Regions from separate parts of the Mus musculus genome. Here all the other regions are linked to region 2. The links are chromatin loops, found by intact Hi-C in ENCODE. Cell type or tissue: heart. All regions are shown on one strand.

Evidence for each region. Hi-C counts contacts between places; a loop is a spot of excess contacts. Peaks named below come from ENCODE experiments on the same cell type or tissue, not always from the same donor. Only the 100,000 strongest peaks of a DNase experiment are listed, where the experiment ranks them.
Region 1: a loop joins it to region 2, with 4 times the contacts of the local background. A loop is called at or near these places in 12 of 42 quality-filtered maps.
Region 3: a loop joins it to region 2, with 3 times the contacts of the local background. A loop is called at or near these places in 6 of 42 quality-filtered maps.

Annotation. Positions count from the first base shown.
Region 1 is chr6:56,046,226-56,054,225 of GRCm38, reverse strand. No RefSeq gene overlaps it. Among named protein-coding and RNA genes, the nearest start is that of Ppp1r17, 33 kb to the right of the region's middle. In heart, a CTCF peak has its summit at 4,882 (motif pointing right); no DNase peak of the experiment used is centred here.
Region 2 is chr6:55,516,832-55,524,831 of GRCm38, reverse strand. No RefSeq gene overlaps it. Among named protein-coding and RNA genes, the nearest start is that of Gm34441, 16 kb to the left of the region's middle. In heart, CTCF peaks have their summits at 4,362 (motif pointing left) and 4,883 (motif pointing left); a DNase peak (open chromatin) is centred at 4,861; H3K4me3 peaks cover 674 bases; H3K27ac peaks cover 290 bases.
Region 3 is chr6:55,673,785-55,681,784 of GRCm38, reverse strand. It overlaps Neurod6 (neurogenic differentiation 6), which reads left to right and starts at 522. Exons shown (of 2, transcript NM_009717.2): 1 at 522-821; 2 at 2,114-3,967. The coding sequence starts at 2,135. The coding sequence ends at 3,148. In heart, a CTCF peak has its summit at 4,749; DNase peaks (open chromatin) are centred at 4,944 and 5,444; H3K4me3 peaks cover 928 bases; H3K27ac peaks cover 510 bases; H3K27me3 peaks cover 4,142 bases.

The DNA.
Region 1 (8,000 bases), 530 kb before region 2:
AGGGTTAACTCTAGAAATTGGGTTTATTCTTGTGTCTATAATGGCTGATTCTGAGGCCTTTGAACCACATAATTTAATTTTTGTTGTTGAAACCCTCAAAAGCTAAATTTAAAGTTTATGCTTCCAAGACAGGAAGCTAAATGGGATCAAACTAGAACCTTTAACACTCAAAGACCTAGCACCTAAGTTGGTCCTTGAGAAGGCTCATGTAGATGCCCAATAATAGCAAAAAAGGTCAAAAGGCTTGTTACACACATTTAAAACGATACCTTTCTCTGATTGAAAACAAACAGTAGAGAGAACTGCACCTTTTCCTGCAGAGCCATCATGCTAGCCAGTGAGCAAGGCTTTCCCCCTCCTCCTCCTCCTCCTCCTCTTCCTCCTTCTCCTCCTCCTCCTCCTCCTCCTCTTCCTCCTTCTCCTCCTCCTCCTCTTCTTCCTCCTCCTCCTTCTTCTTCCTTGTCATCCTCCTCTTCCTCCTCTTCCTCCTCCTTCCTCCTTCTCCTCCTCCTTCTTCCTCCTCTTCCTCCTTTTTCTTCCTTCTCCTCTTCCTTCTTCCTCCTCCTCCTTCCTCCTCCTCCTTCTTCCTCCTCCTCTTCTTTCTCACCCTCCTCTTCTTCCTCTTCCTCTTTGTATTTTTAAATATTTTTCTTTATAAGATATATTCTGACTATAGTTTTCCTTCACCAACTCTTCTCAACTGCCCCCGACCAACCATCCCATCCAAATCAATGACTGTTCTTTCTCTCTTGATAGAAAACAAATAGATATCTAAAATTAATAATAAAATCCTGACTTGCCTTACACTGGGACCTGCTGTGACAAGGAAGTCATCACAGTCCCAAGGGATGTGCTGATGACATTGGAGGTTAAAAGTCAGGAGACATCCAGAATACTGCTAACCTCTTGTCCCACAGCTCTGCTAGGCAAAGATGCCCACAGACCTGCCCTCTGTCGCATGGTACAGGTGAGCCATAGATATGGAGAGCCCTGCCTGCTGCCACACAACAGCAGCTCTGGAAGAGGAAGGCAACGAGATGCTTTCCTGCAACCCTTCTTCCCCTTCTTCCTCTCTTTTCTCTCCCTCTCTCTGTGCATGCTCTTTCTTTCTCTCCCCCTTTCCCTCTGTCTCCCTACCCATGGCAACAACTCTGAGCACTTTTCTTGGGAACAGTGAACTCTTGCACAGAATAAAAGTTTCCAATAAACTTGCATTTATATTTACTTTAATATGGCTTGAGCTGGCTCATTACACTGACTGAGAAATAACTTGTCACCATCCTTTGTCCAAATCAACATTATCTAAACTATATTGATGCCAGATAATGATGTCACTGTAAAATATTAGCTGCCCCTCCCCCATTTAGCATCAAACTTTTTCCAGTTCTTGGATATGTACTGAAGGAAGTCTTAAAGAACTGAAGTTCCCAAGGGAGAGACAAAAAATGAAAAGCCTCTGAATTGAGGGAGGTGCCTCTCTTACACATCACAAAGTCCTGAAGAAGACTTTTGGGTTAGAGCATCTCCTAATTGCATCAAGCTACCACCTGTCCCTTGTGAACATGAGCATAGCCTGGGGAGCGTTAGAAACACCACTGCGAACTTCCAACACTTCTCGTTTATATTCTGGCCTGGACTCGAATTGTTATTTGTGTTGTCTCTCCTGGGACCACATCCAGAAATACTGGAATACAGTCCTTGCAGCTGGGTACCTTTGAGATATTTGATCTGGGTATAATAAGCATCTCCCAAGAGGCTCTACAGAGACCCAGGTCGCTAGGTTTATTGGTGAAAATTTTGGCTGTGAGAATGACTCTGGTCTTATTTTTCAAATTTCATCCAGGTTCAACACATAAATGGGCAGGAATTTTTTCTTCTGTTTTTAAAGAACTTCTATTCAAGGGAGTGTCTTATTACTTGAGACATGCAATCCTTACCCTTAGGGATGATTCTGAGTATAGAAAGGGACCTGTAGTCAGGACAGATGTGACAACTGCAAATATGCAACAGACGGGCAAGGAAACCATGGGGTGGGGTGACCAGGGAGCTGGCTATTGACCATCTCTGTCTGGGCTTCAGTTTCATCCTGTAGGTGGTCTCACAAGGCTGAAGCCCCTTTTTCTCCCATCATGAGATTCCAGGGAGGACATCTCCATTTCTTAGTGTCCATTGCTTCAACAGACTCATTGAATGAGAGACACAAGCGTTTCTTTAGAACATCTTCATTTCTGCCAGGGCTGTTACAATATTTTTGTATTTTAGGGGTTGTTTGTAAGAGACAGGAGCATGCTATGTTTGCTTTTTGCTAAGATGACTTAGAGCAATGGTTCCCAATCTATGAGTCGCAACCCATTTTGTAGGGTACAATGACCCTTTCACAGGGGTCACCTAAGATCATCACGAAACACATTACATATACATTACATATTTACATTATGATTAGTAACAGTAGCAAAATTACAGTTATGGAGTAGCAGCAAATATAATTCTGGGGTTGGGGACACTACAACCCGAGGAACTGTACTAAAGGGTTGCAGCATTAAGAAAGTTGAGAATATGTTCCACATGTTCGCACTCGTGTTCATGACCATCTCTCACTCACCCCACTCATACCCATGAGCTTCAACTGTTGCATATCCCCGCTGTTCTTATTGCCTGTGCCTATCCTGTGTCCTAGGCTTGATTGGGGCTAACTGGTGAACCAGGATTAACTTTGGAATAGGACAGGAGCCCAGCATATTTGGGTAGCCCTGAGGCTATGGTCCTGAATGGGATGAGCGAGTGAGAATCTTAAGATCTAGGCAGAGAAATGCAGTCACTGCCAGTCAAAAGCCAAACAGTGCTCAGTACAACAAGGCAGACAGTGTAGGATGGTTTGGGATCCTGCTCTGTGAATACTGTGAATGTGTTCTCGGGTTCCTCTGGAAAGACTAAAACTACTATCCTGAGCTCTCTAGCACACCATTACTGGAATGGGCTACCAAGCCTGAAACTCTATTATGGATGCTGGGAAGTGCTTGCTGATAGGAGGCTGATATGGCTATCTCCTAAGAGGCTCTGTCACAGCCTGACAAATACAGAAAAGGCAGAGGCTCACAGTCAACCATTGGACCGAGTGTGGAGTCCCTGAATGAGGAGCTCGAGAAGGGATTGAAGGAACTGAGGGGTTTGCAGTCCCATGGGGGAGCAACAGTGTCAACCGGCCAGATCCCCTGGAGCTCCCAGGGACTGGACCACCAAACCAAGAGTACACATGGAAGGACCCACGGCTCTGGCCACATATGTGGCAGAAGATGGCCTTGTTGGACTTCAGTGGGAGGAGTGGCCCTTGGGTCTGAGGGTATTTGATGTCCCAGTGTAGGGAAATGCCAGGGCATTAAGACAGGAGTAGGTGGGTGCATGGGGCAGCACCCTCACAGAGGCAGGAGGGAGGGGAGGGGATAGGGGATTTCCGAAGGGGAGACCTGAGAATGGAAAAACAATTGAATATATATCAGGACTTGGACATTCATCCACGATGTCCCTACCACTTCCAGAAGTAAGATGTCTTTCACTGGTCAGCAAGAATCATGGATGCAAACTGGCACCTGGGATCTTTCAAAATTGAAGCTTTTGTTCTTCCTTGCCATCTTGACTCTATCATAAGCAACTGGAGGTATTGCTGCCTCTCCCTTGCTGTGACATCTATTATCGTTGTTGTTATTGTTGTTGTCGTTGTTTTAGTAAATTTCCTAGCATTCCCTCAAACACCTGATCCTTCTCTTGCCTACTTAGTTCTATAATTACAGGGATGCACCATCGCTTTCTGTGGTCTCTTTTCAGTAATTTATGCTGTAGAAATGAGTTCCCCAGAAACACCACCCGTGGCCTCAGGTGCTTTCAACCAGTGCTTGCTTTTGGGGGGGGGGGGTGGACCTGCATATCCAGCCTGTCTCCTTCCATCATCCTCACACTCCTCTTTCTGGTTTCCTGGTGTCTTTCTTGGCTGAATGGCTGGGAGGAGGTGTGACCAGAAACCCTCTGATACTGATAGTCACTCCAGGCACCCAGTAAGGGTGATGACAGAGGTCAGGAAGTGCTACAGAGACACAAGGAGGCAGAGTACAGCCCAATAAGGGAGAAGGCAAGTTTCTACTGCTCATTTTCCGAGATTATCAGGCTTTCTATGGCCTCATTTTCTCAGGTGACATCCTTCAGCAAGGCTGAAATCTTCCATTCAGTATGTCCTGTTAAGTGATGATTGAAATCATAATACTCTGAACAGTTGTTTCAAAGAAATAGCTTTAATTTCGGTTCAGGCTCATTTTTTCCCAGTGGCTCGGGAGTGAGCTGAGGCTTCCCATGTGGAGTCTGGAAATTCTATTAGTTTGAGAGGTCAGCTCAAACTACTGAAAAGCTAAATTCCGGATTCTAGTTTTCAAATGGAACAATTCTATTAAATATGAGCAAAAAGACATTAAACTAGGTTAATGGTGCTAGTTTCATTTATTTTCCCCACAGCTATGGTTAAAATTGGGAGAGTTGTCCTAATGATCATTGAGTTTGTGATAGAACATTGACTGCACTAAGTGGCCAGTTTTTAAAATGCCTAAAGCTCCGATTGGTCTGTCCCTAACCTTTGTGACAATTCACAAGGCTATCACATTTGACCACACTCCAGTTTTATATTACAAAGCTTCTTCCCCAAAGCAACTCTTATAATTCAGAGTCTCACCCAAGATATCTCTCTTAACCCCCACCCCCACACTCTGGCAATTATAAAAAGCAAAATAAACCTCAACATTGCCTGATGATTGCAGTACTCTGAAATTACAAATTACAGATCAGTTTATCAAAGATTAATCGAACGCACTATCAAGAGGTTAGAAGTGTAATGTGATAATATATCCAGCAGGTGGCACTGCTGTGTCGGAAGAAAAGCTATGTTTTTGACAAAGGTCTGGCTTGGGGTGTTCCATAGAAGTGTGCAAATGAGTCTTTAACCCTTTCATTCTCCAGGCACTGTCCTAGGAATGTATGTGATGACCCAGTAGGAGTGAAATAAGGTGATTTGTAGAATCCACAGTGATAACGAATAATGTGTCTTTTTCTGACAGGCAGGGTTCTATCTCAAAGATTTTTAAAAAGAACTGAAAAATCAAATCCACAACCAGTTCTTCATCCATGGATCTTTGTTGTTTGCTATCATATTGACAAAGAAACCCCGAAGACAAGCCTAGAAACAGTGCAAGGGAATGGTAGAATCAAAATAGCTTTTGCACAACAGAGACAAAAGATGGAGGAGGCTTTTTACTGTAGTGGGTAAGAGGAGCGGGGACAGAACTTCTGCAAAGCAGGAATGGGAGCTCTGCCCAGGGAGATACACATGTTTATATAAATCACTTTAGGATTAAGCACCGTGAGCATGCGCAGTGAAGGAATAGAGTCCTGAGCATGCTCAGTGAAGGAGTGGCATCCTGAGCATGCTCAGTTTAAGATTCTAATTAAAAAGAACAATGGCAGATACATTATGGGCATGCTTAGCTCAAAATCATGGAATACATGTTCAAATGGTTAAAATGGTGGACATGGGCACAGGTAGGCATGATGAACTTGTATCATAAGATTTCAGTCATGGGCTGGAGAGATGGCTCAGTGGTTAAGAGCACCGACTGCTCTTCTGAAGGTCCTGAGTTCAAATCCCAGCAACCACATGGTGGCTCACAACCATCCGTAATGAAATCTGACGTCCTCTTCTGGTGCATCTGAAGACAGCTACAGTGTACTTAGGTACTTATAAATAAATAAATAAATAAATAAATAAATAAATAAATAAATAAAATACATCTTTAAAAAAAAGGTTTCAGTCATAAGTAAAGACAAGACTACTTGGTGAATGCATTAATGGAAGGGTTAACCCAGAAGGTACCCACCCACTCACAGTGGTTGATAAACACCACTCTGCATAAGACCTGGAAGAAAAAGAGTTTGCTTGTCTTCGTTGTCGATATTTATCTTTGATGACTGTATGTGCAATGTCATTTCTCTGGCCATTATGACTCATCAAAGATACAGAATAAAATAAAACAAATTACCTTCCCTGAAGCATGGATCTAGGAAAGAAGAGAAAAACTGAACACCTGTACTCAGAGGCAAGCATTCTACGTTGTGAGCATAGCCTCTCTTCCCACCAACACTCTGAATATATGGCAACAGTCATTATTCTCTTTGGCAGGTAAAGGAAACTGGTTGAAAGTTCCCAATTATACTGAGCATCCAGTTTGCAAATGATAGATGGTCTCTGACCTCCTGACTCCAGCGTATACCCTGTGGCAAATATAGGACTTGGGAGACTTTCATACATTGCCCTACATATCACAGTGAGGTGCTCTCCAATGTTAGGTGTTGTGCTGGCTAGTTTAATGTCAAGCTGACTAAAGCTAGAGTCGTTTGAAATATTGGAACCCTAACTGAGAAAATGCCTTATAAGATTGGGCTATAGGAAAGCCTAGACATTCTCTTAATTAGTGATTAATGTGGGAGAGTCTAAGACCATTGTGGGTGATGCCACTCCTGGACTGGTGAAAGTAGGCTGGGCAACGCAAGGAGAGCAAAATAGCAAGCAGCACCCTTCTATGGCCTCTGCATCAGATTTTGCCTCCAAGTTCAGGTTCCTGCTCTGGTTGAGTTCCTGTCCTAACTTATTTCAATGATGTGCTGTGATGTGGAAGTGTAAGCTAAATAAACCCTTTCCTCCCAGACTTGCTTTGGGTCATCATGTTTCCTTGCATCAATGATAACTCTAACTAGGACAGGTGTGAAGGAATTGCATGTCACCACAGGGCTCTTAGGACAATGAATTGCTGACTTGTCTGAGGTAGACGATTCTGTATTTACAGTGTATCTTTGAGAGCAAAGGAACTCACATTATGTTTTGAAGGTAGTTTGTTCAAAACAACCTAAGGTTTGTATGTCTTGACTTAAACACTTATCAACTGTCTGAAAGAACTTTGTGTGTGGTATGTATGCACATATGGAAAGAGCAAATAAGTTTTTCTTCTCCTTCTCCTTCTCCTTCTCCTTCTCCTTCTCCTTCTCCTTCTCCTTCTCCTTCTCCTTCTCCTTCTCCTTCTCCTTCTCCTCCTCCTCCTCCTCCTCCTCCTCCTCCTCCTCCTCCTCCTCCTTCCCCTTCCCCTTCCCCTTCCCCTTCCCCTTCCCCTTCTTCTTCCTCTTCTTCTTCTTCTTCTTCTTCTTCTTCTTCTTCTTCTTCTTCTTCTTCTTCTTCTTCTTCTTCTTCTTCTTCTTCTTCTTTTCTCTTACTACAATTATTTTTTAATGAGCTATATTTCCACAAGGCCTTACTCCTTGAGATTTGGGTCATTAGAAGGAATTCTATGCTTTTTAAAAATGGGAAACTTCTAGAACAAGGCATTTAGATGGATTCTAATGAGTATGTCCTAGAAACCACTGCAGTGTTTCCATCTTTTAGAATTATAAAATATGTGTGGTGCCCCATAGCTCCTTGCTACTGAGGCAAGCTTGAAAGATAAATGGAATATAGGAAGGGAAGCAGCCCTTCACCTACCACGGCTTATTTTAAGTCTCTTGCTGAATCAATACTTTTGACATAGCCAGCTAGAAACTGCCCTAAATGAAAACTGTACACAGAAATTATACTTTCTTCCTGAAAACACCAGCCAGTGAATAATGCTCTTGGTAAGGGCATGTTTTTTAACCACTGCATGACCTGCACAACAAAATCAAATTAATCTTTACATTTTAACCTATGTTTTTGCCTCAGTCACAACTTTTAATGATTTTATTTAAAGGGAAACCTGATTCCAACAAGGAAATGAGTAGACCAATACATTTTCCTGCCTCACCCTTTGTTATAGATCATCTCCCTTAAATGAAGAAACTCCACAAGTCCACAATCACTTGCAAAACTCCTGCTCTGCTCCAGAAGTGGGCTGTTCTATGGTTGCCTCTCAAGTCGCCTCTGTCCATTATCCTGGTTAGCA
Region 2 (8,000 bases):
AAGATCAAAACCTCAGATGACAGCAGATGCTGGTGAGGATGCAGAGAAAAAGGAACACTCCTCCATTGCTGGTGATATTGCAAGCTTGTACAACCACTATGGAAATCAATCTGGAGGCTCCTCAGAAAATTGGACATAGTGCTACCTGAGGACCCAACTATACCACTCCTGGGCATATACCCAAAAGATGATCCAACATATAACAAGGATACATGCTACACTATGTTCATAGCAGCTTTATTTGTAATAGCCAGGAGCTGGAAAGAGCCCAGATGTTCTTCTACAGAGGAATGGAAACAGAAAATGTGGTACATTTACACAATGGAGTACTACTCAGCTATAAATAATGAATTCATGAGATTCGGAGGCAAATAGGTGGAACTTGAAAAATATCATCCTGAATGAGGTAACCCAGTCATGAAAGAACACCCAAAGTATGTACTCACTGATAAGTGGCTATTAACCAAAAAGAATCTCTGAATACCCACAATACAACTCACAGACCATATGAAACCCAGGAAGAAAGAAAAGCACACCAAAGTGTGGATGCTACAGTACTACTCAGTAGGGGGAAGAGAATGATCTCTGGGAAGGAGAGGGAGAGAGGGATCTGGGAAGGAGAGAGGGGGGAGGGGGAAAGGGGGATCCAGTTCAGATATGAGAGGAGATGGGCGAGAAGTACAGAGGATCAGGAATTTGAAAGTAGGTGTGTAGCAGTGGGGGAGGGGGAACAGAGGGTAGCCACTAAAGAGTTCTAGATGCCAGGGATCCAAGAGGTTCCCAGGACCCAACAGGGAGGACTTTAGCTGAAATACTCAACAAGGGAGGGATAGAACCTGGAGAGACCATACCCAGTGGATAGGCATGGCGCCCATTTGAGGGATGGGGTCACCCACCCACCTCAAAAATATTAATCCAAAATTCCTCCTGTCAAAAGAAAATGCAAGGACAAAGAGTGGAGCAGAAACTGAAGAAAAGGCCATCCAGAGACTACCCTACTTAGGGATCCATCCCATGTGTTGATACCACCCCCAGGCACTATTGCTGATGCCAAGAAGTGCTTACTGACAGGAGTATAGCTGTTTCCTGAGAGTCTCTGCCAGAGCCAAACCAATACAGATTCAGTTGTACAGAGCCAAACATTGGACTGAGTGTGAGGACCTCAATGGAGGAGTTAGGGCAAGGACTGTAGGAGCTGAAGGGGTTTGCAACCTCATAGGAAGAACAGCAATATCAACCAACCAGACCCTCCAAAGCTCCCAAGAACTAAACCACCAACCAAAGAGTACACAGGTGGTACCCATGGCTCCAGCTAGATATGTAGCATAGGATTGCCTTATCTGGCATCACTGTGAGGGAAGTCCCTTGGTCCTGTGGAGGCTTGATGACCCAGAACAGGGAAACGCTGGGCCACTCTGAGGCAGAAGTGGGTAGGCGAGTGGGGGAGGACTCTCCCTGAGGCAGGGGGAGGGAGGAGGGGATAAGGGGCTTGTGGAGGGGAAGCTGGAAGGGGATAACATTTAAAATGTAAATAAATAAAATAACCAATAAAAAGAAAGAACATGAAGAAAATACCAGAAGATAGAAAACCCTCCCCTGCTCATGAATTGGTGGGATTAATATTGTGAAAATGACCATCCCACAGAAAGCAATTACAGATTTAACACAATTCCCATCAACATTTCAACATAGTTCCTTCCCGAGATTGAAAAACTAATTTTGAATTTTACATGGAACCACAAATAAATTCAAGATAGTCAAACTGATCCTGAACAAAAAAAAGAACTGCTAGGGGTATCACCATTTATGACTGTAAATTATACTACACATCGCAGTAATAGTGATTAAAAACAACATGCTACTGACATAATTTATCACACTGATCAACACAACAGAACTGAGTGCCCACATATGTGTCCATGTGTCCTACAAATACTTGATTTTTGACAAAGAGGCCAAAATATACATAAAGATAGTATCTTCCGCAAATGGTGTCAATAACACTGCATAGCTACACATTTTGTGCTACATAAAACTCAACTGCAAATGAATCAAGGACTTCAATGTAAGAAACAAAAAGAATGGGCACACATACACATGCAAGCACACACACATGTGCACACACATGTATGTGCACCTACAAGCTGCTTCTAGACTTTATGAAAAATGCTTAAAGTAATAGAATTGTTTTGTTTTCCCTACCCTGTGAGAAAGTCTGTGGCTCTGTGAGCTTGTTGGCTGCTCAGCTGGTGAAGCTTTGGCTCTGTCTTTCTTGACTTTTCAGAGATTCTACAAACCTGGTCACCTCTTATTTTATTTCAGCAATACTAAGCCACATATGAAAGAAACATTATATACCCCAAGAAAGAAATCTTAAGAAAAAACTAGAACTTTCATGGCAAAAGTGTTGAATAAGACATAAACAATTTGTTTAAATGTGTTTTCAATCTAGTTAGAGAAATGTAGACAACTGTGTAAGAGTCAAAGAAACTTACAAGGGTCTAATCTAAGCTCAGTTTGAAAACAGAATCATCGCGTGCTGGGAGTGACAGACCATGAGAGCAATCCTCGGGTCTCTGTGTTGTTGTGACTATAATTTCCCATTTTGACAAATGATTGTGTGCAGATGTCATGATTGTGTCAAGAAAAACATCTAAAAGTACAAGTAATTTGTAAGTTTATGATGGCCATTTTCTGGAAATTTTCATTTTATTTCTTTAGAGAAGCATCAATTGGAATAGAAAATTATGAAATATAGTAACATTTCCAAACTACTAAAGATATGATATCAATAGTAAATCTAAGCAAAGATGACCACTTCTTAGAAGGCTATAAGACAGGGTAAAGAAATATTAGATGTGAAACCAGTGGATGACTTCTGCCAGGCTAACGAAGTGAAAACACAACTGTTGGTGGCGCACGCCTTTAATCCCAGCACTCGGGAGGCAGAGGCAGGCGGATTTCTGAGTTCGAGGCCAGCCTGGTCTACAAAGTGAGTTCCAGGACAGCCAGGGCTACAGAGAAACCCTGTCTTGAAAAAAAATAAATATTTCAGTAGCTGTTAAGTTAATGATAACCAAGCTACAATCCATAGAGCCACAGAAATTAGTTGCAGAGTTAGGAGTGCAGATAGATGTCCCTAGGAAAGGGAATAGAATATATATAATGGCTGGATTTGGAGAGAACTAGAAAGGGAAGATCAAGTGAGGACCGGAGTCCTGCTCACCACGTGGTAACCAGGAAACCAGAGATCAAGGGCATCCTCCACCCCATCCTGGGAAGCAAAGTTCTTCCACCAAATCCCAGTTCCTAGTGATTCTACCCATGCCTAGCATGGCAGGCTGAGCAACAGCTCTTGATATATGGATGCCTTTGGGGGTCGCTACCCAAACCACAGTACTGACCATGAAGAAAAGAATGATAACATTTCAGAATATCTTAAGATGTGTATCCAACCTATTCGTTTAATAAAATAAATAAATAAATATGGTTAATTCCGGTTTATTTTAGAAGTATCATCACATACCAGTATATTCTCCATAGGGTCCAGTCAAGAACTGATTCAAGCCAGAGACTAAACGGAGCCATCTCATTCCCTGGTTATAAGGCTCCAAATCTCCCACCGGTGGCACTCAATGACCCTTAGAATAATGTCTATTGTTCTAAGAGAGTGGCCCAACAGCTTTCTGTATTGCACGTCGGCCCAGAAAGTCTTGAGTAGACTCCATATGCCAGAGTCTCCTGTCATTCTCCCTGCAGTGATTACCAGCCCCCAGTAAGCCTCGGCACCCGTGGCATTTGAGAGCTGGACAATCTGTTGTTGCAAGTTGTGCATCCTAAGACAAGTAGCAGGAGTCTTGCCCTCTCTTCAGTAGGTACCAGGAGGAAAGTCCCTTCTTAAATGTCTATACACGTTGCTAAATATCCCATGGGACAAAGTCACCATTTGAACACCACAGTTTCCGTTTCTTTCACCAACTTTGAGCCATCTGTAAGGGTTCAGCTGCAGTTGTCACGGCTGGATCCCTGGTGTCAATATCAAGGCCTGTGTAATCAAACTATGGTCAAACAAAGGCAGTGCCATTCAGCAACCGCGGAGAGGAGAGGAAGGCTGAGGGGCAGAGCAGAGGGAGATGTTGTCAATGGCAACAGGTATGCTTGGGGGTGAGAGCTGTGCAGAGACGGGGGGGGGGGGGGCGGGGGGAGTTTGGAGTGTGAAAGCGATGTGGGTAACAGATGTTATAGATGAGATGTCACTACCCTATGTTGAAGAAGAAAAGAATAAATAAAATACATAATTTGGGGTTGGAGAGGAGAAAGACATTCAGTGTTTGACTTGAAGAGAGATATAAGGAGAGCAACCTGCTATGAATGTCCAGGAGAGGCTGCCCCCTAGCGTTGTAAGAGTGAAGGATTGCCCTTAAAGTCCTTGTGATCCCACAAACTCCTTCTCTTCTATCCCTACTGTGATAGCCTAACAACAACTCTCTCTCTCTCTCTCTCTCTCTCTCTCTCTCTCTCTCTCTCTCTCTCTCTCTCTCTCTCTCTCTCTCTCTCTCTCTCTCTCTCTCTCTCTCTCTCTCTCTCTCTCTCTCTCTCTCTCTCTCTCTCCCCCTCTCTCTCTCTCTCTCTCTCACACACACACACACACACACACACACACACACACACTTATTTCCTCTAACTCCAAAATCATGCGAAAATGCTTCTGGAAGGAATCTAATTTTTAATGGGGTGAAAAGAGGAAGAGAAAAGCAAGCTGCTGGGAATTCCGGGAGAGGCCATCTTCCTGAATAGCTCTTTCCATAGGATCTGTGCGAGTCCGAGAGCGCTTTAGCGCAGAGTTGGTGCCATCTGGTGGCCAATTCTTACTAGTGCAGCATTACCCGCTGTGAAGACCTGTGAGGCCAAGGGCAGCCCTGAAAGAATGAAGGATTTGGAAGCTGGAAGGCAAATGGGCAGCTTTATGAGCTCCTTTTTCCAGAACCTGGACCCTTGGGTCCAGAGCGGAACAGGACTCACACCCCTACACCGATCCTCTGCTCACCTCGGCAGCAGTGGCCTGCTCAGGAGGCTGGCTGTCTTTGCCTGATCCCTTGTGTCTAGTTGCTGTTGTCCCATGGTGATGTTTTCGTCCTGGTTATTAACAGACTTTATTACCAGTGCTTGGGTGTATGAATTCTTCTTTGAAAATCCAACAAGCTTTTAATTAGATACACAACAGGAAGAGATATTAAGCTATATTAATGCATCTGAAAGCCCCGCACAGCTAAGAGGGAGATCATCTCATAGATAAAGCACTGCTGAAAATTACTGGAGCAGCTTCCAGCAAGTACCCCAATAGAGAACTCCAGGGAGGGTCAATCGTTACTTAACACTTGTGGCAACGCGAAGCCTATGAAAATATCGCTGCTGCTCAGTTTTATGTGAAGAACAGAAATTGGAAGTTACACGTCAGATCCTAAATCAGCCTCATTTTTTAAAGACCCTAATCATGTAAGGACAAATTTAATAAAAGTTAGACTCTCATGTAATTATATCACTACAAATTTGAAAAGAAGGGTCTCTGGGATACTTTTCTTTCCAAGGAATGTCACAAAATTGCCCATGCCTCAGATACATTTGTTGCCAAAGAGACTGGGCATCATCCCTCCCTCCACATTGCTGCCTTTTGACATAGTTTTATTAATTTTGACATGATTTTGTTAGTTTCTGATTGAGCCTGGGCCTCCAGCAGGTTTGGCTTAAAGATTTCTAACCTCTTAGATTCCCATCAGCTTCTGAGGAAATGGCCTGGGCTACCCTGGTGAAGCAGAGATATGACATGCTCAGCCAAAATCATCAAGCTACGCAAGAGGATCCAGCAAAATCCAGAAGAGGTCCGTCCCTGCTGATCCACATCCCAGAAGTCAATGCTGAGATTCCTGAGCTAAGTAAACGATAGTGATTTTAGGACCCTGGGTTTTGAAGTGGTTTGTGATAAAGCAAGCGTTAATGGATACATGTTGAATAGCACGGATCTTAACTAATATTTCAGGGTTTAGAGTTCTTACATACGCATAACAAGATATCTAAGACATAAGACCCAATTCTAACCACAGAAGATGTGTGTCATTTCTTATGCACCTCGGATATAAAACCTGAAGGCAAATCTTCACTCCTTTTCTTGATTCTTATGTTTTTGTTTGTTTGTTTGTTTGTTTACTTATTTTATGAAGGGAATGCTGACATGAGGAGACAACTTGCTGGAGCCGGTTCTCTCCGTCTACCATGTGGGTCCTGGGAATTGAACTCAGATCCTCAGACTTGACGGCAGGCACCTCCCCCACTGGTCTATCTCAGTAACACCCTTCAAACTTACTTGGGGGACGACAATTTTATGCAATTTAACAATTTGGCATGAGTGTGGCATTTAATTTTTTTTTCAGATTTGGGTGGGAAGCGTTTATGACTTGGAATTTCTGCCTTAAGGATATTGAGCTGGTATAATCATTACTGGAAGAATACATTGTAGAAAAATGTATTTCCTGACTCAGAAACTAAAATTCACAAGAAGAAATCCATTTGAAAGGGAGCTACATGGAATTGAGCAAAGAAGACACCCTTGAGTCAGAGGTCTCCACAACTCCATTTGGAGTCTTCTTGCCTTGGATGTATAGAGCTCTCTACTATGGCATTCTACAACTGAGCAGAGAGGTGACATTTTAATGCATTAAACAGTGGTTTTTCAGAGCTCCCTAAGCCCCCATTTCACATTCAATTCACTTCAACAGCTAACTTTTCTTTCTCAAAATTTCCTTCTACTCCAATCATTTTATTGTCTACAATTGAACCAATTTTTATTTTAATTTTCTTTCAAAATGTTGCTTAAAATTCTTCAAAAACTTCCTACTTCTTACTGTACAAAAAAATACCCCCTGAAAACAAAATTAGGAAAAACAACCTGGAAATTTAAGACACTCAGCTTTGTAAAAATATAAAACTTTGATTCTAAACATACTGTTAGAGAAATGAAGACAGGCTGGGAAGAATATTTGTAAATCACATCTGATGAAGAATGGATTAGGCATGAATAGATGAATGCCATGCCCTTTTACCTCTCTTCCCACCTAGGCCTTTCTCCACACTGCCCCCCCCCCTTCACACTACGTGTCTTCTACTGTTTTCCAAGTGTGGACACTATGCCCCTCCTTAGATTTGGGAACAAAACACCCATGGAAGGAGTTACAGAGACGGAGTTTGGAGCTGAGATGAAAGGATGGACCATGTAGAGACTGCCATAGCCAGGGATCCACCCCATAATCAGCATCCAAACGCTGACACCATTGCATACACTAGCAAGATTTTATTGAAAGGACGCAGATGTAGCTGTCTCTTGTGAGACTATGCCGGGGCCCAGCAAACACAGAAGTGGATGCTCACAGTCAGCTAATGGATGGATCATAGGGCTCCCAATGGAGGAGCTAGAGAAAGTAGCCAAGGAGCTAAAGGGATCTGCAACCCTATAGGTGGAACAACATTATGAGCTAACCAGTACCCCGGAGCTCTTGACTCTAGCTGCATATATATCAAAAGATGGCCTAGTCGGCCATCACTGGAAAGAGAGGCCCATTGGACTTGCAAACTTTATATGCCCCAGTACAGGGGAATACCAGGGCCAAAAAGGGGGAGTGGGTGGGCAGGGGAGTGGGGGTGGGTGGATATGGGGGACTTTTGGTATAGCATTGGAAATGTAAATGAGCTAAATACCTAATAAAAAATGGAAAAAAAAAAAAAGATCCCCTTTGCTGCCCACCAATGTCCTCTTTCTGGTTTTGTGGCTTCTGCAGGCGTGCCGGGTTAAACACACAGATCTAAAGATTCAAAGGTAGGATTCACATATGAGTAGGACTTTGCATCTTTTCTCTTTCCAGGTCTGGGTTAACTCTATGTTTCCTAGTTTTACCTATTTACCTATAAATTTCTTAATTTCATTTTTCTTTATGTCTGAATAAAACTCC
Region 3 (8,000 bases), 160 kb before region 2:
AAAAGACAGCAGCAAGTGTAAGGGAGCATTTGAAGATGTCTTTCACAGACCCCAGATGGATAAACTGATCTTTTATTCTGAAATCCTGAGAAGCAAAGAAGTCGGGAGTAGAAAAATACACAGGCACACACCCACAAGTTACATGCCGTAAAGCAAAACAGGGAAATAAGAAGCCCTTTGCTGACCCCTTTGTCGACCTTAATCTTGGTTTCCTTCAGTATCCAACCCCAGCTTCTAGTTCCCACACAAGGCTCTCCTTCCCTGGTACCCAGATGCACCAGGAGGAGCTGGTGATCCTTGCAAAACAACAACCCCACAAACAACAAAAACCTCTCTCACTCACACAAAAGCCCACCTTGCAAATGAATGGAATATTAACGACTGCCTAACAGTTGCACCATTGGCAGGGCGAAACACATCACTAACACAGCTCTTTCTACAGATTGCCAGTGAGACCCGAGCAGCTAGAAGAGAAACACACCTACTGTATGTAAAAGGCTGGTGCAGATTTTTTCCCTATCAGTCTAACCTCCTGTGTTGATGCATGAATGCTGGTACCCACTTACAGGGATGCCAGATGATCAGTGCAGAATGAAGGTCCCAAGAGAGGATCACATGGCTCTCTCTGCCCTGTGACGTCACTAGCAGATGGCATGGGTACCAGCTCTGGCAGTTGGCATCAATGTCACTTTTTAGAGATCAATGAGATAGTGCAGATACACACAGATCTAGAGGCTCCAGGAGACGATGCGACACTCAGCCTGAAAAGATTTGGAAGATCCAAAATGAAAACTGATTATTGAATGAAATTAAAACCTAAGGTAATATAAATAAAGATCTACTCAATTGATGCTGGCTTTGCATGCAAGTATTTAAAGATACAGTATCACTGTCTTAGAGTATTTCTATGTTCTTTGCCATCTATAAGTTCTTATCATATTTCATTCTTATGATATAATTATCACATACTTTCATTACTATTATGTAACATTGCAAATATGTGTATATTTTGTGTGTGTGTGTGTGTGTGTGTGTGTGTGTGTGTGTGTGTGTGTATGTGTAGTGAGGGGCTGGAGATTGTTAAATTAAAAGTCTCTGTTTTAATGTGCCTATTTGGTTGAAGACTTTAGATGAAAAATATTTGCTGCTTTACCCAACAAAAACAAAAAAAAATGCATTTTAAACACAAATTATTTTCCCCTTTCATTTGGGATTCTGAACACACGTGCACAATTGCAGCCAGAATCCGTGGACCGTCCCTGTCCGATATTAGCTAGAGGGAGACTTCCGTGGCTCTTAGAACAAAAACACTAGGAGCGGAACAGCAGTAAACAGACAATTACATTGAGGGAATTCTTAGATGTTAAAGCAGTCGCAACATTTGCTTTGATTTAAAAAAAAAATGCCAGTAATGTTTGTGAGTTTTTTTCCCATTTGTTTATAGTTTTATTTTCGAATGACTCTACTCCCCTTTCCTTTCCTCGAGGCTGGGAGGGCAGCACTCTCTTGCATAGTTCTTCACTCATCAGGAAAAAAAATCAATTTTAAATTTGATCTGATTGATCTTTTCTTTAAATCTGCATGTTCTACAGTCACTTATCTAAATTCCCAGTTTGAGGTTAACAGAAAATAAAGTTGGGGAATATTTTTTTCTAACAAAACCCCCTCCGTTTGTTAGCTTAAGGGAGAGAGAACACTTTTCGTTTTAAACATTGGTTTCTTTTCTATTTTGTTCTCGGGGGAATTAGAATTAATGAAGGTCTGCATTATTGTGTCCTGCTTTTATTTGCTTTAACTCCACTCCATGTGTATTAAAAATCCAGTTTAAAATCCAAGAGAAATAGAAAATGCGATCGTCTCTAATAAGTATTTTCTTTTATATTTTCTTTTGATAATAACTTGCCTGTATAAATTAAGGCTTCTGCATAGATCAATGTCTTTATGATTGTTGGTCTGTGAAAACTCAAATTTTTTATTTAATATAAGAGTCCTGGAATCAGTCTTTTTCATTCTGCTCTTGGAGTCTTAACGATTTAGTCATCAAATATATTTTGAAGTATATCAATGCTAAAAATGAAAACACTTTACATACTGTGCTGGCATTTTTTTTCAGGTAAATTAAGGTTAAAGAACCATGTTAACACTACCGTTTGACGAGTCTGTCGTAATGCCCGAATCCCAGATGTGCAGAAAGTTTGCTAGACAATGTGAGGACCAGAAACAAATTAAGAAACCAGAGAGCTTTCCAAAACAAGTTGTCCTTCGAGGAAAGAGCATTAAAAGGGCCCCTGGAGAAGAAACCGAGAAAGAAGAGGAGGAAGAAGACAGAGAGGAAGAAGATGAGAATGGCTTGTCCAGAAGGAGGGGGCTCAGGAAAAAAAAGACCACCAAACTACGACTGGAAAGGGTCAAGTTCAGGAGACAGGAAGCTAATGCGCGCGAGAGGAACCGGATGCACGGCCTCAATGATGCTCTGGACAATTTGCGAAAAGTGGTCCCCTGTTACTCTAAAACCCAAAAACTGTCCAAAATAGAAACTTTACGACTGGCCAAAAATTACATCTGGGCACTTTCTGAAATTCTGAGGATTGGCAAGAGACCGGATCTGCTCACGTTCGTCCAAAACTTATGCAAAGGTCTTTCCCAGCCAACTACAAACTTGGTGGCAGGCTGCTTACAGCTCAACGCCAGAAGTTTCCTGATGGGTCAGGGTGGGGAGGCTGCCCACCACACAAGGTCACCCTACTCCACATTCTACCCACCCTACCACAGCCCTGAGCTGGCCACTCCCCCAGGGCATGGGACTCTTGATAATTCCAAGTCCATGAAACCCTACAATTACTGCAGTGCATATGAATCCTTCTATGAAAGTACCTCCCCTGAGTGTGCCAGCCCTCAGTTTGAAGGTCCCTTAAGTCCTCCCCCAATTAACTATAATGGGATATTTTCCCTGAAGCAAGAAGAAACCTTGGACTATGGCAAAAATTACAATTATGGCATGCATTACTGTGCAGTGCCACCCAGGGGTCCCCTTGGGCAGGGTGCCATGTTCAGGTTGCCCACCGACAGCCACTTCCCTTACGACTTACATCTGCGCAGCCAATCTCTCACTATGCAAGATGAATTAAATGCAGTTTTTCATAATTAATGAGGAAAATGAAAATAAACAGTGGTCATTCACCTCCCACTCTAATTAAGGCAAAGCAGATGCTTGTGGGCTGCGTAATTGGCACAACTCTATCTAAGGTGTTTACTAGTTTCTGAAGTGTGTCTCAAAGATTGTGACCATTTTCTATGTCATAATAAATCCCTTTTCGTATGAGAACTTCCTTTCCTTCCCTCTTGTCTGTATCACACTGTGATTCTCTCTCTCTCTCTCTCTCTCTCTCTCTCTCTCTCTCTCTTACTGGCAGAATATTTCTTTCTTGTTTTAGTTTCTTTCAAATTCACTTAATTTGTTTGAACAAGGTGTCTAAGATGTTGCTGAATAAAGACATGCACACAGCATACTTCAATGTCTATTTCAGTTGTACAGTTATGATGAAAATGCATGTTATAAAAATCAGATGAGTAAAATGTGTTTATAATTACTAGGATTCATATATGTATCTCTGAAATTTTAGTTTTTAAAATATTAAGAGCTAACCATGAAATTAAAAGGTGCATTTGGGGATGCACAACGGTATCAAAAGCTATGCAATTTTCTGTTTATTAGGGACAAAAATAAGTGTATTCAGTTGGTAACAACTATTCCTCTTCAAGCATTTTCAGAGGAGGAAACACGGTATTTGGGGGAGGTTATCAGTGTCATAATTTGGGGACAATTAATTCAATCATGAAGAAAAAAAATATTAGCACTTGTTTTGTATTGTTCAGGATTTTTCTGTACAGGTTTGTTACAGTGTATAATTGTGTTTTCCATCCTACAGTTTAAAAGCAATTAAACATAGATATTTCCACTTACAAAGGATATTTATTAGCATGGTATTTTTGCATGATACTTATTTCCTGCCACACAGCTGCTTCCAGTCTCCAATGCTCCCACCTCCCTATTTCAGGAATCTTTTTGGATTAAATTGAAAAGGTTCAAACAAATTTCTTTAAAAAAAACAAAATCGCCAAAGTGTTTTCCAGAATTTTCTTTTGGAAAGTATCCTAAATGAAAGAAAAGGGGACAGTGAGTGTTAAACACCCTGGGGAAACAATGGTAAATCCAGCTAACCTTCAACTCCTGCCTAAATTCGGTGGCAGTTTTCCAGCAGCCCCCAGAGTCGGTGTTTAAAAGGGAAGCTTTTTCCCTGGGCCTGTTAAACGCCTGGCCGATTAGAACCTAAATTCTAATTTATGTGTGATTAAAAGTTTCCTAACAAAAGGCAAGGAAAAACTTCGTTTAATATGCCCGAAGAGCTAGATTCTTAAAACAGGACTGAGCCGCTCCTGGAATATAAAGCAAGGTGGTGTGACCTCCTCCTCCTCCTCTTCCTCCTCCTCCTCTTCCTCCTCCTCCTCCTCCTCCTTCGAGAGGCTGTCTGGGCAGGTCTGCTTCCTAGGGTGTGGGAAGTGGGCATCTGCGCGCGGCCTGTGGAGAACAGCGGGCCAAGCGCACTGCAGCGCAAGATTCCACGGGCACTGCCTGAGCCAGCGCAGTCCCATCCTGGCCACTCAGACAGGGCTGCAGGACGCAGGTGACCTCCCACAGCCTCCGTGGTCTCCAGAACTCCGGCTGCGCTGCCCGAATTCCGCCCGCAGTGGGCGCCCTGCAGTCTGGGGCCTCGCCCATCTAGCGGGCACCGCAGCCCTGGCTGAGGGACTCTCCCTACACCCTATTCAGCTGCTGAGTTGGGAAGCGGGTGGCATCTCCGTTTGATGGTCTGACGCAGCTCCAGCCCGCCCCGGTGCTGCCCAGAGCTGACCCTGTTCTCCTGCCCGGCAGCTGGTGGGACTCAGGGAGTGCAGACTTGAGGTCCTTGCCCCAGTCTCCAGAAGGCCTCCTACTTAACCCAGTCCCTGCCACCCCCTGCTGGAACCCAGGGGCCTTCAGTGAGCAAAGCTGCTGCCTGAAAGCAGGGAAGGGGCTGAGCAGCTGCTGGCTCGGGACTCCCTGGTGATGAACTGCCCTCCAAGCCCATGTGTGAGCACCTGTTCACTTTGCTCCCATGAGGCAGGGGAAGGAAACCGAGGTAAAAAAAAGGGACTGTGCCCTGACAAAGTGGAGAGAAGTTTGCCCAAGGTACAGAGCCTTCTGTCCCCTCTGCCTGCCTGGGCACAGGAAGACTTTCGCCCACTTCCTCCCATATGTGCACAAAAGCTGCTCTCCCTGGGACTTGGTCCAGCAGTGCCGGACTCTTTGTGGCCCTTCAGACTTAGGAACCGGGTCACTGCTCATTCTGAGAGGGGAAAGGGGAAGGTGGAGGGAGGAGGCATCTGGAAAAGGAATATCCTCCCTGTCCCATGCCATTCCAATATCATTTCCTCTCTGATAGAGTAGGTGTGGTTTCCTGGTCTCCTATCCTTGCTGTAGTGTACCCGCTGGCCTGGCCTAAACAGCACCGCACCTGCTCAGTGTCATGTTGGCTCAGACAAGCATTTGAGACCTGCACTCTTTCCAAGGTCACAGATTCTTGTTGGAAACAGAGATTGCATCAGGAGATAGGTCTTCCGTCTCCCTTCTGGCAAGTGGAAGAGCAAAGATGAGAAGCAGCTGGCAGAATGAGGAAGAATCCAGTGCTCTGGGCAAGTTTATCTCGGAGCTCAGTTCACGAGAAACTCCAGATTTCAGAGTGCGGATTACAGAAGCCGACCCCAGAGACGTGAAGACATCTAGAATCTAGACACATCCGTCTTGTGTGTGCATGCTCCCTGTGTCTCTGGCAGATGCAGTCATGCTGTTGGACGTTGGGTGTATGCGGCCAGGATCCCATGCTTAGTCAACATTTAGATGCCTCTTCTGGACCCGGCACTAGAACCAACCAGCCGCTCCCATGACATATCACCCTTGACCCTAAGTCAATTTTCTTCAGCAATTCACAGTGCTAAGAAATCCTGTGAGTTGTTTATACAATGCATCCTAGATGCTATGCTGAAAAACTACTTTGAAAGGTGAAAGGAAGAGGCAGCAGGGTATAAAGGGTCCAGGAGCCAGGAAGCATGGCTTCAGCTATGTTTGAATGGCATCCTTCATCATCTTTGCCTGTGGTACTGTGTCTCTCCACCACTCAACAGAAAACACCATAGCTGCAGTCTTCCATATGGATTGAGCTTCTCCTCTTTGGGCTTGGATTTAACTAGTGATTCCTCATTCCAATTAGGAAGGAAAGAAAATGGCTAAAGGATACACATTCAAATGATCACACACACCCACTTGGAAATATTTATGAAAGTCCCGTGCAAATAACAAGTGTCTACTTAGATCTAGCTGTCAACTAGATTTAACATAAGCTAGGGGAAGCTTATTCTTTTTGCGGAATATACTTCTACCAGGAGTAAAATCAGTTCCTGTCAGTAAAATGAGGGGGAAAAATGAGATTGGAAAGACACCTAGACATGCCTTTTTGGCTGCTGTCAACACAGTTACTTGCTTCCCTTGCTGGGACCTTATAGCCACCCACCCCTACCTGCTAATCATCTTTCTGTTTCTACCCTCTTGGAACACATATATTTCTGTTAGCAAATGAGATCCCAGGACCTCCCAGCTTGTGGAGTCTAGGTAAGTACCATCTTTAAATCCAGGACCCTGGGCCCCTTAAGTGTTTCCAAGGTGTGAAAGGAAAACATATCATCTGCCATTCATCTTGCACGAGGCTGATTGGTGAAGACCAACCTCTCTGTAACTGAGCACCTTCTGGGCATTGCTACCTTCCCACAAAGCTGCTTTCTCTGTCTCTTTCATTGCCTTCCTCTGAACTATAAGACAGCTTGCAGAGCACATAGTATTCAAGCTCCAACGAAGAGGTTTTAGTTGGTTGGTTGGTTAGTTTGTTGGTTAGTTGGTTGGTTAGTTTTTTGGTTGGTTAGTTGATTGGTTAGTTTTGCTTTAACCATTAGCCTCTAAGTCTAGGACACTTGTCTTCCAAAGGAGGCTGTGTTGGGGAAGGTTCAAAAGTACAGCCTAGTGCACTATACAGTATTACAGCATGTTTCTTCACAGATCCATTCTGAGTTGGCTTCACTGTGTCCTACACTTTTCCCATGCATAGGTATCCTCTCTCCCCCACAGAAAAACCCAAATTCATAGCAAAGTTCAAATTCTTTCTAGGAACAGTGATCTATATCTGAAAGAAATAATACTGCACATTTTCCTCATTTTTTTTTGTTATGTTTCTGGTCATCCCATTGATCTCAGGACCTAGGCTCATCTCCCCTGGACCAATGTACTGGCCTCCATTTTAGTTACCCAGCTCCATTTGTTTTTCCTAATCCTTTACTCGGTGCCAAATTAACTTTCTTAAAATACCCCAACACACCAAACCCTTGTAATAATGCCTCTCATGGTTCCCCTTTTCCACCTGGCAAAATAAATTCATCTTAATTTTTTTGTTCGGTCTTCATCTTCCCTATTAAAACTGAAAACAACTGTGCATTCACCATGGTTTAGAGCTAATAAAGCATTTTCAGAGACTCGTTATTGTTAGCCATATGACGTCCGCATTACTAGAAACTGGGGAGCAGAAACTTTGCATCCCTTTTCCCCAGGCACAGAGCAGAGCAAAGGTTAGATTTTCATCTACCTTCACATCACTGTCAGCACAGAAGGATCTCTCCTCACGAACATGCAATGCAAGCAGGCAATTCTGCCGTAGGCACCAGCTGAGTGTCCCTTAACCCCATTTAGTTCTGACACTAAGATAGCACCAGCACCCACCATTGTAGGCACAGTCCTCAAGGATACTTGCCTCCTGTTATATCAGTCACCGTATGTTAACGTTTTTTTTTTATTTTTCTGACCTGGTATTTTTGACCAATCATCTCCAGACCAAGAAGTCCTCCTCCATCTTAATTAA